Linked DNA regions of Homo sapiens: region 2 is linked to region 1. A link is a loop called in an ENCODE intact Hi-C map of the cell type or tissue named here. Cell type or tissue: PC-9. All regions are shown on one strand.

Region 1 (8,000 bases):
GCACTTGAGACTCAAGAAAGTTTTCAGTAGAAGAAAGACATCTCCCAATCTTGGGTTTCTCTTTTGGAAACGCTTCATGAATCCTCACTTTGATTTTTATTCCCCTTTAAATGCCTTGGCCTGGGAGAAAGCATTCACAATTTGGACTCTTCACATGTCCCCCACTTCAGTTCATCCTGCCTTTGTAAAATTCTGCCTGTACCACGCCTGTAGTAGTTGGCATTATTCCCATAACTGATCACATTTAGCCCTGTTCATCTTTGGGTTTTTGGGTATGAGAACAGTCTGAGTTCCTAGAAGGCAGGGGCTATGTCTCCATTTCCTTGTCGCTAGGGTGGAAGACATTTCCTGGCTCATACTTTGCGCTGAGGAAGCGTTGAATGAATGAACAAATGGGTACAGGCAGTGTTTGACTATAAAGGGGACTTTGGAAATCAATTAGATTCATTGGATGTGGGCCCTGGAAGGCAACTTCAAATTCCCTGGTGGTAGAGAATCTTAAAATGTAAAATGAACAATTCTGGCCTTCAGCAAATCTCAGAGACCTAATTGTCTAGATATAATTAATTCCAAGGCATCCTGGTGAGGTAATGGCATGTGCATGCGAGGGCATCTTTTTTGAGCCAAAAATTTCTTCTAACGTGTCATGGGACAGTCCTCAGAAAGACTGAGGAGAAGGTGCTAAAAATTGTCATGCTTACTTTGATTTGTAGTGTCCTTGGGTTGTTTTGTCTTTGACCACTTACAAACTGATCTCACTGGGCAAACTGAGTCAGAGCAGCTTTTTAGATGTGTTAATACAATTTGTTTGTTTTTGAGGAAGAGGCTTAAGTATTCAGAACTAGAGGAAAGATAGAGATGGTTAGAGTTGGAAGGAGTTTAAATGAGTCCAGAAATAAATTAACAAAACAAGGCAAAACAATGGAACAGAAGAGAAGTTATGTTCAGCCACTGACCCCTATTTCCTCTCTAATTGCTTATCAGCTTTAGCGAAGCCCTTTTGTACTCAAGGAAGCCCCTTGGTACTCTCACAGTCCTTTCTTTTTCTCAGTGAGATCTCGCCCTCAGAAAACTGCTTGTAAATTTCTATAATGCTAAAGTGTAACTGACTATGTGTTGCAAGGGCAAATACAAATTATAAGTAAGATTCTTAATTCTCCCTGTTGAAAATAAAGAGACTTCCCTCCCTTTTCCTAGACCACTTACTTTAGAAAACTTATACTGTATGTATAAGTTCTTTCTCTTTTTGAAATGTATGTAAATCTTTTTAAAAGCAAAATAAGCCACTTGGCAAAATAGTCTTTCTCAAGGACCTAGGAACCGTGTCTTTCAAATGTAATCAATGAAGGTAGGTAGCACCATATCTCCCAGTTTCCGTGGGAGGGTAGGAACCCAACTTTGGTGAGCACCTTAATTCAAGTTACAAAACTATCTTCTTCCATAAAGATATGAGAAGCTTATTTTTTCTTTTGTACAAATCAATTAATTAACACAGGTAGATACCACAATTACCAGGGGATTTTAAGATGAACTATGTGTGAAAAATGGTGCCGTCAAGTCCTCTTACTTGAGGACTAGTTATTTTTTACCTTGAGGGCACGTGTAGAATGGGTTTATCGGCTTGGCTATATCAAAGCGTAAGATTTCATTCTGTCTTTGCAAATTCTTAGCAGACTATTTGTGATACGCATCACATTCTGGTTTAATGCTTATTCAATAACAAAATTGTTTTCTTCCTCTTCTAAGTTTGTGAAGAAGTTTTTTGGGTTGGGATGAGATTTTGTTTTTAATTATATTTTCCAATATAATATACTTTAGGTTCAGAGACATTTGTATTTTAACTGGTGCCAAACCTTTAAGATTAAAACACTGAATTGCTATAAACTTCCAAGAACCAGTGAACTAAAATGGGAGGTTTATCAGGAAGTCTGGGAAGAGACATGTGTTAAAGAAAAACTTAAAGCAAGTTAAATTTAACAGAGTTTATTTGAGCAATGAAAAGGCTCTAAAACAGGCAGCACTTCAGATGGAAGATGGTTCAGAATGGTGAGCTGTATTTATAAAAAGAAAGAGACAGGAAATTACTTATTACAGAGATTACCTGATTGTTGCAATTCTGCATTTGCCTTATTTGTGAGGAATTTGGCAACGTTCAACCTGGGATTGGCTACTATGGATTGAGACTCCATTGCTTGGTTACAAAGGCATACTCTTAGGTTAGGTTAGAACTTGCTTTCACGCCAAGCTGTGCTGCAGTTCACTACATAGAGAGAAACTTTGGCCCAAATTTTATTAACCAAATATGGAAGGTGCTTTGAGCTAAACTTAAATAAGTTTAACATATGATTCAGGGCCAGGTGTGGTGGCTCACGCCTGTAATCCAAGCACTTTGGGAAGCCAAGAGTTCGAGACCAGCCTGGCCAACATGGCAAATCCCCATCTCTACTAAAAACACAAAAATTAGCTGGGCATTGTGAAGGGGGCCTGGCTAAGGCAGGAGAATCGCTTGAACCCAAGAGGCAGAGGTTGCAGTGAGCTGAGATAGTGCCACTGCACTCCAGCCTGGGCAACACAGTGAGACTCCATCTCAAAATATATGTAAATAAATATAAATATAAATATAAATATATATATGATTCAGGAATACCTGAAGTTCTACACATTAACCAGTCTCTTGGGAGTGAGGAGCACTTTTCTTGGAAGGAAATAGCTGCCCTCCAGTATTTGGTAACAGTCTGCACAGGTTTGTAGCCTAGGAGCAATAGGCGATACCATATAGCGTAGGTTATGTAGTAGGGTCCTTCATCTTTGTTTGTGTAAGTACACTCTGTAATGTTTGCACAAGGATAAAATCGCCTACGGACGAATTCCTGGGGATGCGTCATCAAGCGAGGCATAGCTGTGGTTTCTTACCTGCTTTCTCTGTGGCTTCCACCTTCCATCCGTAAGGCTACTTTCCACAGAGTACACAGAGTCATCTTTTTAATATGCCGAATTACATAATTCTATGCTAAACCCTCCGAAGATTTCCCATTCCTCTTAGTACGTCAGTGACGGTAGATATTGAGACCACCCGATGGAAGAAGAGCGCGTAGGATGTGTTCTGTGACCTACATGCCTATGTCCAAGATAACAAAGGTCAGTACAAATGGGAGTAGAAGGTTGTCATTTCACCTGTTATCCCCTAGATGGTAGTGTGGAACCGCGCAAACTTCTACCTCCGTTGTGATTTCTATGGGGCATTGATGGTGCAGTTATTTTAAGTTGAATCTTCAGGCAGCCTGAACTAAAATCGACAGGAGTTCCTACTTTTTTTCTTTCTTTCCTTTTCCCGCTCCCTTTCTCCTTTTTCAAGAGTGCTAATTGTAGCTTCGAAAACGTGCGCGCGCGCACATACACACGCATCCCAAATGGCAAAATTCTCAAGGTGCTAGATTCTCTCAGAAAAGCACGTCTGCTGTTCCTGAATGTAGACTAAACAGGGTTTCACGTCCAGGAGATGGGGGCTTAGGGAGGGGATCTTCCAGGGAAAGCATTCGAGCTCCCTGGAGCCACGACTCCCTTTAGTGGCTTGTGTCTGCAGTTGAGGGCTGCCTGGCAGACGCCCGGACATTTGGGAAAACAGTCCAAGGTCTTGCAAATTTCATCCAAATTCATCACTGTTACAAAATGCTGCTGTTTTCTTTCTTTTTCCTTTTTTTTTTTTTTTTTTTTTGAGACGGAGTCTCGCTCTGTGGCCCGGGCTGGAGTGCAGTGGCGCGATCTGGGCTCACTGCAACCTCCGCCTCCCGGGTTCAAGCGATTCTCCTGCCTCAGCCTCCCGAGTAGCTGGGACTACAGGCGCCCGCCACCACGCTCGGCTAACTTTTTGTATTTTAGTAGAGACGGGGTTTCACCGTGTTGCCCAGGCTGGTCGCGAACTCCTGAGCTCAGGCAATCCGCCCGCCTCGGCCTCCCAAAGTGCTGGGATTACAGGCGTGAGCCACCGCGCCCGGCTTCCTTCTTTCTTCTGAGGGTGAACTTCTCTAAATGTAGAAACATTCAGAGAATAGGTGGTCACAGGAGAGCAGGTTTGCGCTGGCAGTGAGGGTGGGGTGGCTGGTTCAGAGAACAGAACACACCGGAGCTGTTGATCATTTCCCAGGGAATGGGAATGGAAACAGAGTCACAGGAGCTCCTAGTTGCTGTCGTTTCTTTCAATCAGTGGTTTTTGTGGAGGCAAGAGGCTCCATTGAGCTTCCCGTGGGCATTAGGCTACATAATTTGCAGGTCCTAGAGAAAAATGAAAGTGCTAAGCAAAACAAAAACAAAAAACAAAAACAAAACAAAAAAAAAACAACAAAAAAAAGAATTTTAATACTGGGACTGCAGAGCATTAAACCAGATTGGTCCTCCCAAGGACAGGACCCTATGTGACCACCGCTCTGTTCACACCCATAAAGCCCGTAAAGCTCTGCCACCGGGCATCCACCTTTCCCCCATATTCAGTGCGATATGCTTGTATTTAGCCTTGTCTGTATCTCACTTTCTTAAGCTTTAGGGAGCATTGATTGTGGTATCTTGGACCTACAGGAGAGGTTTTCTCAACAACCTGTGAAAGGAGCTGCTCGCTTTGTAGAAACCATGCTCCTAACCCCTCTTTTTATTCATGTTAATTTAATGTCTGCCTTGATATTGTTCAAAGGAGCTTCCTCAAAATTGGGTGTTTCTGAAGCCTAGGAACAGACGCCTTCTGTTTTGTTCTGAAACAGGCTTCTAAGGAGGAGAATCCTCGATTTGGAAGGGCCCAGGTGAGGCCATGGTTGAACTCAGACCCAAGAAGAGAGAGGCTTTTTATCTGCCTAAAAGCAATCTTGTTTTGGTGACAATGTGTGGGTGGGTGTTTGGCTCTTTTTTAATGCAAGGAAAAGATGTTAAGTTTCAAAAGTAATTTTTGTTTTTCTTGGTCCAAAGTTTTCCTTCTTCCTTTTGGACAACATTCACTTAACTTTCTGCCATAAGTTAATTCAATTATTCTTTGACTACAAATGGATAAGCATGAATTTCATTGATGTGATCAATTTTTAGTAATTACACCACCTTCACATGTGAGATTTCACTAGTCCTTACAGCATCCATGTAAATAGACCTTCTCATTGCCATTTTCCAGAGGAAAAATGGCGGTTCAAAAGCATCAAGTGAATGACTCCAAGATCACACAGCTAGGATAAGGTGGGGGACTTACTCAGGTCCATGCAGACCCCCTTATTCCATATTCATGCCTGCTCCACCATACCATGGTGCCATTTCCAGAAATAATTTCTTGGTATAGGGATATCAAAGTTCGACTGTTAATCCTTACAAATTAGAGTCTGTACTTTTGTAGCCAAAAAATGGTTTTATGGTATATTAAAATAAAATTTAGTCAGCATTGCTTTCCTCTTGAAAACAGACTGTGAATTCCCAAAAGATAGGAATAGTTTTGGCTTCATTTTTAGAACAGTTTCCTACACAGGAGCCCACCTTGAATAATCCAAAAACATGCTCACTGCACCTTCCTTCATCAGCCAAAATCCATTAAGTAATATACAGAAAGCTTAAGTCCAGCATCATTTATTTGTATTTCAGAGATCTAGCTTCAATAAGTAAGATGATCTGTAAAATATCTAACATATAAGAGACCTTCGGTTCATCTGTCCCTTCGTCAATGTTTCACAATTGACAAATATTAACTCACCTCACATCATGTCTCCAAAGTGTTAGAGACGACAGTAAACAACACAGACGTCACTGGGCTCATGCAGCTTACATTCTAGTGAGGAAGACAGAGGATAAACCATTGTTAAATGTATACATCAGAAAGTTATAATGAGGACAATGAAGAAAAAGAAGAGACAGTAAGAACACACAGGCAGATGAGAGTTGAGTGCCATTTCAGTGAGGGTGTTTCTACTGCGATAACATTTGGGTAAAGACTTCAATGAACTTGGAGAATAATAAGTAAATATTAGTCATAATAACTTCTTTTCAAGAGCATAACACCTTATAACTTTTGATGGTGACCTTTCTTCCCAAACGTTTATTAAGACCAATACCAATGTTTGCTCTGTTACTAGTCTAGTATCATATAAAGTTGCTATAAAGCATCCAAAACCTCTCTTTGTTCAAATGCAGATTTTCCTGGCATATCAGCATCCCCCTTGTAGGCCCCTTGCCTCCTGCTGGCAAGCCAGCTGACAAACTCCAAATGCTGACTCTTGGCTTCCTTCAATTTGTCCTCCACACCTGTGGCCTGGGTCCTTCCTCGTGTGGTCATGTGGTTCCATGTTTTGTGTCTCAGACGCAGAAACTTTTTGGAGAGAAATAAGCACAGTGCATATGTAGACATTTTGATTCTCCCCAGCTAGAGAAAAATATACGCATCGGATAGTTAGAAATTTGGAAACTGATTCAGATTACAATGAAAACATTAAAAGTCTCTTTACAGAAGATAGATATTTGCCAACTTTAAATCAAAAAATCATAGTATTATGAGAATTATAATTGCAGGGCAAGCATTTAATTTAATTCAGCCCTGAAGTTCTGCTTTCTAGGATGCACTTAAAACTGTCAGGGGAAGTCTGTTTTAAGACAAATTAAAGGGAGGTGAATTTGCACCTGTGTTTTAAAAGAAAGAAATTAAACTCATGGATTTGGAACCTAAAATGTTAAATAGAGAGAGCAAGGTGGGAGCAAGTAGACAGGAGGAGCTAAGTGACAATGCAGGGAGGGATCTTGGAGTTTGAATAATGTGACCAGCTTTAGAGACCACCAAGTTCAACTACAAGTGGAGCCCTCAGTGAGCAGCCTCAACGGATTGTTTGTATTAACAGGTTAACTTCATTGTCTTTTTCCCACGTGATTGATTTTGATCTAGCTTTTTGTCTTCACACTATATTTGATCTTAAATCCCCCCAGTCTATTTCAGTTTATTGCTTCTCCGTTTCTCTGTGCTGCACTGGAGGTAATTTTCTCATCTGTCTTTCAAATAACAGATTATCTCTTTTGAATTGTCTCACTTACTGTTTGACGATTTTATGAACAGTTTTTCATCTCTAGAAGTTCCCTTCGTTCTTTTCGAAGTTTACTTGTCCTTTTTTCATAACATTCTGCCTATCTTTTGTCCCTTCCTCTCTCTTCAGACATGTTCGGCATGTTTAGTATTATTGATATTTCTTTGGGTGTGAAGTCTCTCCTAGGTTGCATTGCCCAGTCAGTTCTCACACTGGTAGGTTTCTTCCAGTGCTGTCTGTTTTATGCCCACCTTCAGTGGGAGTTGTCTTCTTTCACCACCCCCTTTGGACAGGATTTCAATACTGACTTATTATTATCATTATTATTTTGAGACGGAGTCTCGCTGTGTCACCCAGGCAGTGGCGCGATCTCCGCTCATTGCAGGTTCCGCCTCCTGGGTTCACGCCATTCTCCTGCCTCAGCCTCCGGAGTAGCTGGGACTACAGGCACCGCCACTACGCCCAGCTAACTTGTTCTGTATTTTTAGTAGAGACGGGGTTTCACCGTGTTAGCCAGGATGGTCTCGATCTCCTGACCTCGTGATCCGCTCGCCTCAGCCTCCCAAAGTGCTGGGAGTACAGGCTTGAGCCACTGCGCCCAGCCAATACTGACATTTTTTATACCAGCTTCTCCTCTTGGATTTTCATACCACTTGAATACACAGAATGTGGGTCTCACACTTAAAAACAGGGCAGGCTTGGGGTTCTGCATGCATAATAATCACTGTTATTTACCTGAAGCTCAAGAGGGGAGTCAATTTTCTTTTCTTTTTTTTTTTTTTTTTTTTTTTTTGAGATGGAGTCTCGCTGTGTCGCCCAGGCTGGAGTGCAGTGGCGCGATCTCGGCTCACTGCAAGCTCCGCCTCCCAGGTTCACACCATTCTCCTGCCTCAGCCTCTCGGGTAGCTGGGACTACAGGCGAGGGGAGTCAATTTCCAAGGTAAGCCCTGGAGCAAGTGGGGAGAGGTT
Region 2 (8,000 bases), 330 kb after region 1:
CCAACCCATAAGAACAGCTACCTAAACTCTGCCTAGGAAAGTCCACCGTGGTGGGGCTGTGCAAGGCCTTGGGCGCCCACCCCTCATACAGGGATGCTAGACATAGAGTCAAAGGAGATTATTTTAGAACTCTAAGATTTAATGACTGCCCTGTGGGGTTTCAGTCTTGTGTGGGGCCTGTAGCTCCTTCCTTTTGGACACTTCCTCTCTCTTGGAGTGGGCATGTTTACCTAATTCCGGTGCTCCTATTGTATCTTAGAAGTAAATAATTGATTTTTATTTTATGGGCTCAAAGGTGGAAGGAGAGAAGTCTCAGATGAGACTTAAAAGACTTTCGACTTAATGCTGGAATGAGTTAAGACGTTGGGAGACTGTTAGGAAGAGATGATCATATTTTGCAGTGTGAGAAGGATATGAAACTTGGGGGTTCAGGGATGAAGTAATATAGTTTGGATATTTGTCCGCTCCAAATCTCATATTAAAATGCAATTCCCAGTGTTGGAGATGGGGCCTGATGGGACATGCTTCTATCATGGGGGCACATCACTCATGAATGGCTTAGCGCCACGTCCTTGGTGAAGAGTGAGTTCACACAAGGTCTGGTTGTCTAAAAGTGCTCTCGCTCTTGCCATGTGAGATACATGCTCCTCCTTTGCCTTCTACCATGATTGTAAGCTTCCTGGGGCCTCTCCTGAAGTCGATGCCAGTACTACACTTCTTGTACTGTCTGCAGAACTGTGAGCCAATGAAACTTCTTTTCTTTATAAATTATCCAGCCTCAGGTATTTCAGTACAGCAACACAATAATGGCCCAATTTAGCTAGTAAGACATTATTCCTGAGTTTGTCTGTGAGGGTTTCTGTATCAGGTTAGTATTAATTGGTGAACTGAGCAGAGCGGATGGGCTTCCCAATATGGGTCTGCATCATGCAATTTGTTCAGGGCTAGAATAGAGCAAAAACAAAAATAAAGGAGGAGCGAGTTGTTCTTTCTGCTTGTGCTGACATCATCTTCTTGACTTCAGTGCTTCTGATTCCCAAGCTTTTGGACTCAGATGGATACTTACACAACTGGTCCTCCGATTCTCAGGACTTTGGACTTGGGCTTATTTATACTACCAGCTTATTGGTTTTCTAGCTTGCAGATGGGAAATTGTGGGACTTAGTCTCCATAACTTCATCAGCCAATTCACATAATCAATATTCATATGTGTATGTATCTATATCTATATATCTCCTATTGGTTCTGTTTCTCTGGAAAACCCTGACTAATTCAGAGGTATGTAGTACATGGCCAAGGAATATTGGAGGAATTAATTAATAAAAGCCTATATTCATAAATTATAGTAACTACACATGATACAAAGCCATAAGTGTTTTAATTAATGTGATATCATCTTTGAAAAATACAGCTCTCTCTTTTTTTTAGGTAGAGCTTATAATTGTAACATTTACTAGACAAATTTAATTTCCTAATCATTAATCATTTCGTTAATCAATCAAACTTTGTTATTACCGTGAGTGGTTTCTTTTCTCATCTACTTTCTCCAGCTTTCTGGCATTAGGACCATGACTGCAATAGTCACTTTTTTGATCCCCATATTTATGCAAATGCAGTTTTTATTGCTCTCTCATCCCATCTCAATCAGATTTCTTCCACAAGCCCAAATATAATTGGAATCCTTATGAACAATTTAGAAATTCTAAGCTTATACTTGTGAGCGTCTGGCTTTTTCCACACACATCCCAATTTGCTCTGCCTTTGCATAGCTGTCAAATATTTAGACTACCCATGGAAGCATGCTGTAACTGCTTGTTGAGGAAAGAAAGGAGGAGGGTCTGAATTTTTTAAAGGTTTTTATGTAAGGGTTATCTCTATCCAGCCTATCTTCACCCTTTTTTTTTTTTTTCAAATAATACACTTTTTCTCTGTTTTTCTAGAATGAAAATAATAATATATTAAACAGAATATATTGCTATAAACAATAATGTTGGAGAAGGCAGAATACATGGGTTTTGATTTTCCTCTCTACTTATTATTTCTATATGCATTAAGTGTTTCACTTCATCTTTATGGACTTGAGTTATCACTTCTGCAAAATGTTATATTACTTGTCTTAAACAAGAGATGGATACTAGAATGTATCTTGAGTAGCCACTTAGCTCCTGGATCTATAATCTTAGCTCAGCAGAAGGTTGTTGTAGCAAAATAGAGTTACTCCTGAAAACATGAAGTACCAACACTTACATACATTTAGAATTTATACAATCAAATTCTATAAATTTGATTTTATAGAAACATCACTGAAACATCAAAACAGATATTACTTTTCATAGGAGAAGGATCGTAAAGAAAGGGCATTTGTACATGTTTCCACTCTACATCCATCCAGCCCTGTCAGTCCATTCCATAGTTCTCTATTTAATAATGGTTACCATGGAAAATAATATTTTAAAACTTTAACAAAGACATGTATATTAAATTATTCAGTTTTCAGATTTACTTTTTTCCCAAATTACACATTCTCTTGCATAAATAATACATTGAAAACAGCAAGTGAATTTTCAACTATTTTATTCTCTGCTTTTAACAGTGCCTCAAATAATTGTGAAATACAGATCTCAGAGCTAGAGGGGAGTCTCCAGAGACCTGTTCCTTCCAGGTGACTGTTTGATTTAAGCTTGCAGCAGTTCTAACGGATGCCAGTGTCTAATGACTGGTGGCCTCTTGAAAAGTTGTGAGTTGCGGTTTTTATTCCATCCTCTGAAAAATAGTCAATAGATGCAGAATTGAGCAATATTTGTTACTATTTCAAGGAAAAGACCAACTGGAAATGGATTAGAAGAGGATAAAAACGTCAGGCATTTTAACTTTACATTTCACAGCATGGCTTTGGAGAACCAGCAAAGCACAGGATTCATTAGACCTGGATTCAAGTACTGGCTGTGTCAATAATTACCAGTGTGACTTTGAACTTTAATTTCCACCTCCTAATAAATGAGTTGATTGCAATGAATGAAATATAAGTTCCTTTTTTTAATTATAAAGTTAATATATACAAATCACTGTAAAACTTGAAAACAGAAGCATTAAAAATCTAAAATCACTCATAAGAGTACAGCTATTTTTCATGTTATTAAAAATATAATTGTGTGATTTGATTCATATATAGAAAGTATAATTGATTTTTTCACAGGAATTGATTATAATTTAGCTTTTATCTTTTTAAAATTACAAAAGACTGATGAAAATATTTCCATATTTATGTTAGTCCATATATTTTATTATTCAGTAATAGGAAAATATTAGATCAAAGGATACCACTAAATTAGAATAAACATTTGAAAAAATCTTAAATTCTGAGCTAAGATTGTAAGTTTTCGTGAAGATTCAGAAGATATGGAAGGATTGGGCACGACCAATTTATGGCCAAGAAAGCTCTAAATTTAGCCTTTCTGAGGATAATCAACTAGAGTGCTCTGCACAAACTTCACCCTCAGCAAGACCCTATTTTTTAAAAAAAATAAATAAAAATCTAAAGGAGAGAAAAAATCTTAATGGTGAGGTTACAAAAAACTGTATATATTACATTGAGCTTTCAGGCTTGTTTCTCTAAACTGGCTTTTTGTGGTACCTGCAGGCATTTTCAATGATTGTTGTAAATAATTTCTGCTATATCCAATGTCGGGCAAACATTTTGCTGAGGAGCAATTTTGATTGTGTATTTGAGAGACAAAAAACATTGCAACATTTTTGCTCTGGCTGCGTACTTTTCGGTTGAACTTTTAAAGCATCATGTCTGTCAGCGTATACCTTACAGTCTTATTTAACTGTCATATTAGGGAAGGTAAGTGTGCATTCTCCAAATTTGTCACTAGATGGAAGAAGAGAACTTTCATTAGATTCCAGTATAGGCATTTTACTTGCTAAAATTTCAATATAGATAGCATTTAGTTAGATTCCATTAGATAAATGGATTTGGTGAGATTCTATTGTATCTCTTTGAAGCCACTGGCAAATTTTGTTCATCTTCAAAATGTTTAGAACATCTCTCAATGCATGGAGCTACAGAAATTTGTAGAGCCTTCTGTCTATGGTGGCAAGGTTATGCTGAGGAGTGGCCATTGCTGCTGAAACAAGTTTGTCAGTCTGGAGGTCTTGCAGATATACCTGGCCTGAGGACGAGCACACATCACACCATCCGTCTTTGGCCCTGAATCTTCTGAGGGTAGCTCTCTGGCATTCCTCTGAGCAGACTGTAGCTTGATCAGGAGCATAGTAAAACTGGCAACACGCCCTTTTCAAAGATACAGTTTAAATTTTGCAGCGCTATGTGCCTGTAACTTTAAGATTGTAAATTTCTGTTTTTTTTGTAACCTCTAGTCATTTGGTTATTTCATTTTCTTTAAAGCTATTTTTCAGCTGCTCATATCTAGACACCATGATCCTTTCTGTCTTGATGTCCCTCCAATATCTTTGATCAGATTTTAAAAATATTGTCCACGTAATCTAGTTTTTTTAATGAAATGATTTATAGAAATTACCCAGACTGCCATCGCCATATGACTCTAATTTGTTCAAATATGCCCTGCATATACACACATCTTTGTACACCAAGTAGGTTGTAATTATATGTTTGATCAATTTTAGCATAGAATACTTAACAATAAATACTATTATGTGATGTATCTTATGAATTTTCTAACAGATTAAATTCAATACTTTAAAAAATTTGTTTTCTTTTATTTTGTTATTTTATAGTGATCCTAGCACAACATGAGAACTGCAGTCTTGACAAATCTTAAGTTTACATTATTGTTGACTGTAGGGATAATGTTATACAACAGATTGCTAGATATTTTTATATTTATTTATATTTATATTTTATTTTAATTTATATTTATCTTGTTTGACTGAAACTTTATACTCATTTTCTTTGACAATCATGATTCCACATTTTGATTCTATGAATTTGACTAACTTAAATTCTTCATGTAAATGTTGTCATGCAGTACTCGTCTTTCTTTGCATGTGTTTTATCTCACTTAACGTAATGTGTTCCAGGTTCATCCATGCTGTCACACATTGCAGAATTTCTTTCCTTTTAAAGGCAGAATAGTATTTCATTAGTTGTATATATCACATTTTCTTTATCCATCCAGATATCAATGAACAGCTAAATTGTTTCCACATCTCAGCTATTGTGAATAGTGCTTCAGTGAACATTGAAGTGCTAATATCTCTTTGAGATTCTAGTTCCAGGTTTTTTTTTGGATAAGCATCTATAAGTAAGATTGCTGGTTATAGGGTAGTTCTATTTTTAATTTTTTAAGAAACCTCCATGCTGTTTTCCATAGGGGCTTCACAATTTGACATCTGCATTAACAGTGTAAAAGGAATCTAATTTCTCCATATCCTTGCCAATATTTGTTATCTTTTAGGTTTTTTGATACTAACCATCCTAACAGATATGAGGAGATATCTGATTGTAGCTTTTAGTTTTATTTCTCTAAAGATTAGTGATATTGAGCGATTTTTCATATACCTGTTGGTCATTTGTATTTATTCTTTTGTGTGTGTGTGAGACAGAGTCTTATTCTGTCACCCAGGATGAAGTGCAGTAGTGCAATCATAGCTCACTGCAACCTCAACCTCCTGGGCTCAAGTGACTCTCCCAGCTCAGCCTCCAGCTGAGCTGGGACTACAGCCATGTCATGCCTGGCTTTTTTTATTTTTTGTAGAGACGAGGTCTTGCTATGTTGCCCATGCTGGTCTTGAACTCCTGGCCTCAAGCAATCCTCCCGCCTTGGCCTCTCAAAGAGCTGCAATTACAGGCCTGAATCCATGCCCAGCCATGTATGTCGTCTTTGGAAAAATATCCATTCCAGTACTTTGTCCATTTTTAATGACCTAAATTCTGTGGGATTTTTTTAGTGGTTTTGATATTGAGTTATAGAAGTTTCTTATATATTTTGAAAAGTAATCCCATATCTGATATATGGTCGCAAATATGTTCTCTCATTCAATAAGTTTTCCTTTCTCCCTCTTGATTTTTTTTTCTTTGCTGTGAAGAAGCTTTTTAGTTTGATGCAGTCCTCTGTGTCTGTTTTTGCTTCAGGTACTTGGGCTTTTGGTGTTAAATCCATGAAATCATTGCCAAGACTAAGATCATAAAAAATTTCCCCTATGTTTTCTTTAATATGTTTACAGTGTCAGATTTTACACTTAAGTTTCTAATCTATTTTGAGCTAATTTTTTGTGTATGGTGAAAATTTATCCCTGCTCTCTTTTTGTTACCATTTGGATAGAATATATTTTCCCATGTCTTCACTTTTACCCTATGTGTGGTTTTAAATCTACAGTGAGTTTTTTTGTGAACAGTGTATTTGGGTCTTTCTAAAAAGATTTATTCAGCTACATATGTCCTTTGATTGCAGTATTTAGTCTATTGAAATTTCAAGTAATTATTGATAGTGATATAGCTACCATTACCATTTTAACCGTTTAATGAGTCTCTTTTAGTACCTTGTTTCCTTTATTGCTGTCTCCCTTTGTGTGCTGTTGATTGTTTTTTATTAATATGCTTTCATCCCTTTCTTTTTTCTTTTGTGTAACTTGTATAGGACTTTGTTGTGGCTACCTGTGGGTTATATAAAATATCTCATAGTTATAAGAGTCTATTTTAAGCTGATAAGAGCTTAAGTTCAATTGAATACATAGCTCTACATTTTATTTCTCTCTTCCCCCACACATATTTAATGCTATTGTCATCTCAGTTTACACCTATTCTTATTTTGTATGTTTTAATACATTTTTACTTATTATGCTTGTAATACTTTTTAAACTTTTATACTAGAATTAAAAGTGATTTACTTGCCACTATAGTATATAGTATTCTGTATTAATCTACATATTTACCTTTAACAATGAATTTTATATTTTCTTATGTTATTGTGGTGCTATTTAGCATTTTTTCTTTTCAAGTTGAAGAACTTCCTTTAGCATTTCTTGTAAGCAGGTCTAGCAGTTAGGAACTCCCTCAGGTTTTGTTTGATGGAGAAGTTCTTTATATTTTCTTAATTTTTGAAAGACAATTTTATACTCTAGGTTAACGTTTTGGTTTTTTTTTTCCTTTCATCACTTTGAATAAAACATCTCATGTACTCTGGCCAGTGAGTTTTCTGCTAAACATTCTACTGAGAGTTTTATGGAGGTTTATGTGACAGATTGGTTTTCTCTTATTGCTTTAAAAATTCTATATTTTATCTTTTGCCAGTTTGATTTTAGTGTGTCTTCATTTGGATTCATCTCATTTGATGTACTTCGGGATTTGGGATTTGGATATCCGTTGCCTTTCCAGATTTAGGAAGTTTTCAGCTGTTATTTATTTGAATAATCTTTCTTGATTTTTCTTTCTCTCTTATTTTGAGATTCCATGATGCCTTTACTTGTCTGCTTGATTGGTTTCATCATTCTCTTAAAATTTCTCCACCCTTTTTAATTCTTTTATTTTTAATTTTTACTCTCTCTTTTTTTTTTTTTTGAGACGGAGTCTCGCTCTGTCGCCCAGGCTGGAGTGCAGTGGCGGGATCTCGGCTCACTGCAAGCTCCGCCTCCCGGGTTCACGCCATTCTCCTGCCTCAGCCTCCCGAGTAGCTGGGACTACAGGCGCCCGCCACTACGCCCGGCTAATTTTTGTATTTTTTTTTTTTTAGTAGAGACGGGGTTTCACTGTTTTAGCCGGGATGGTCTCGATCTCCTGACCTCATGATCCGCCCGCCTCAGCCTCCCAAAGTGCTGGGATTACAGGCGTGAGCCAACGCGCCCGGCCAATTTTTACTCTCTTAAATGAGTTGTTTGCAGTGAGCTGTCTTTGAGTTTGCTGACCTTTTTTTCTGCCTAATCCAATCTTCTCTTAAATGCCTCTAGTAAATGTTTCGGTTCAGATATTGAATTCTTTGGCCCCATGATTTTAGCTTGGAACTTTTTATATTTTCTAT

The links. Hi-C counts contacts between places; a loop is a spot of excess contacts. Peaks named below come from ENCODE experiments on the same cell type or tissue, not always from the same donor. Only the 100,000 strongest peaks of a DNase experiment are listed, where the experiment ranks them.
Region 2: it touches region 1 in a loop (14-fold over the local background); 9 of 110 quality-filtered maps call a loop at or near these places.

Annotation. Positions count from the first base shown.
Region 1 is chr10:52,881,250-52,889,249 of GRCh38, forward strand. No RefSeq gene overlaps it. Among named protein-coding and RNA genes, the nearest start is that of MBL2, 110 kb to the left of the region's middle. RefSeq lists an enhancer at 2,976-3,690. In PC-9, CTCF peaks have their summits at 3,159 and 3,367; a DNase peak (open chromatin) is centred at 2,882; H3K4me3 peaks cover 579 bases; H3K27ac peaks cover 430 bases; H3K27me3 peaks cover 655 bases.
Region 2 is chr10:53,206,265-53,214,264 of GRCh38, forward strand. No RefSeq gene overlaps it. Among named protein-coding and RNA genes, the nearest start is that of LINC02672, 180 kb to the left of the region's middle. In PC-9, CTCF peaks have their summits at 3,879 (motif pointing right) and 4,078; no DNase peak of the experiment used is centred here.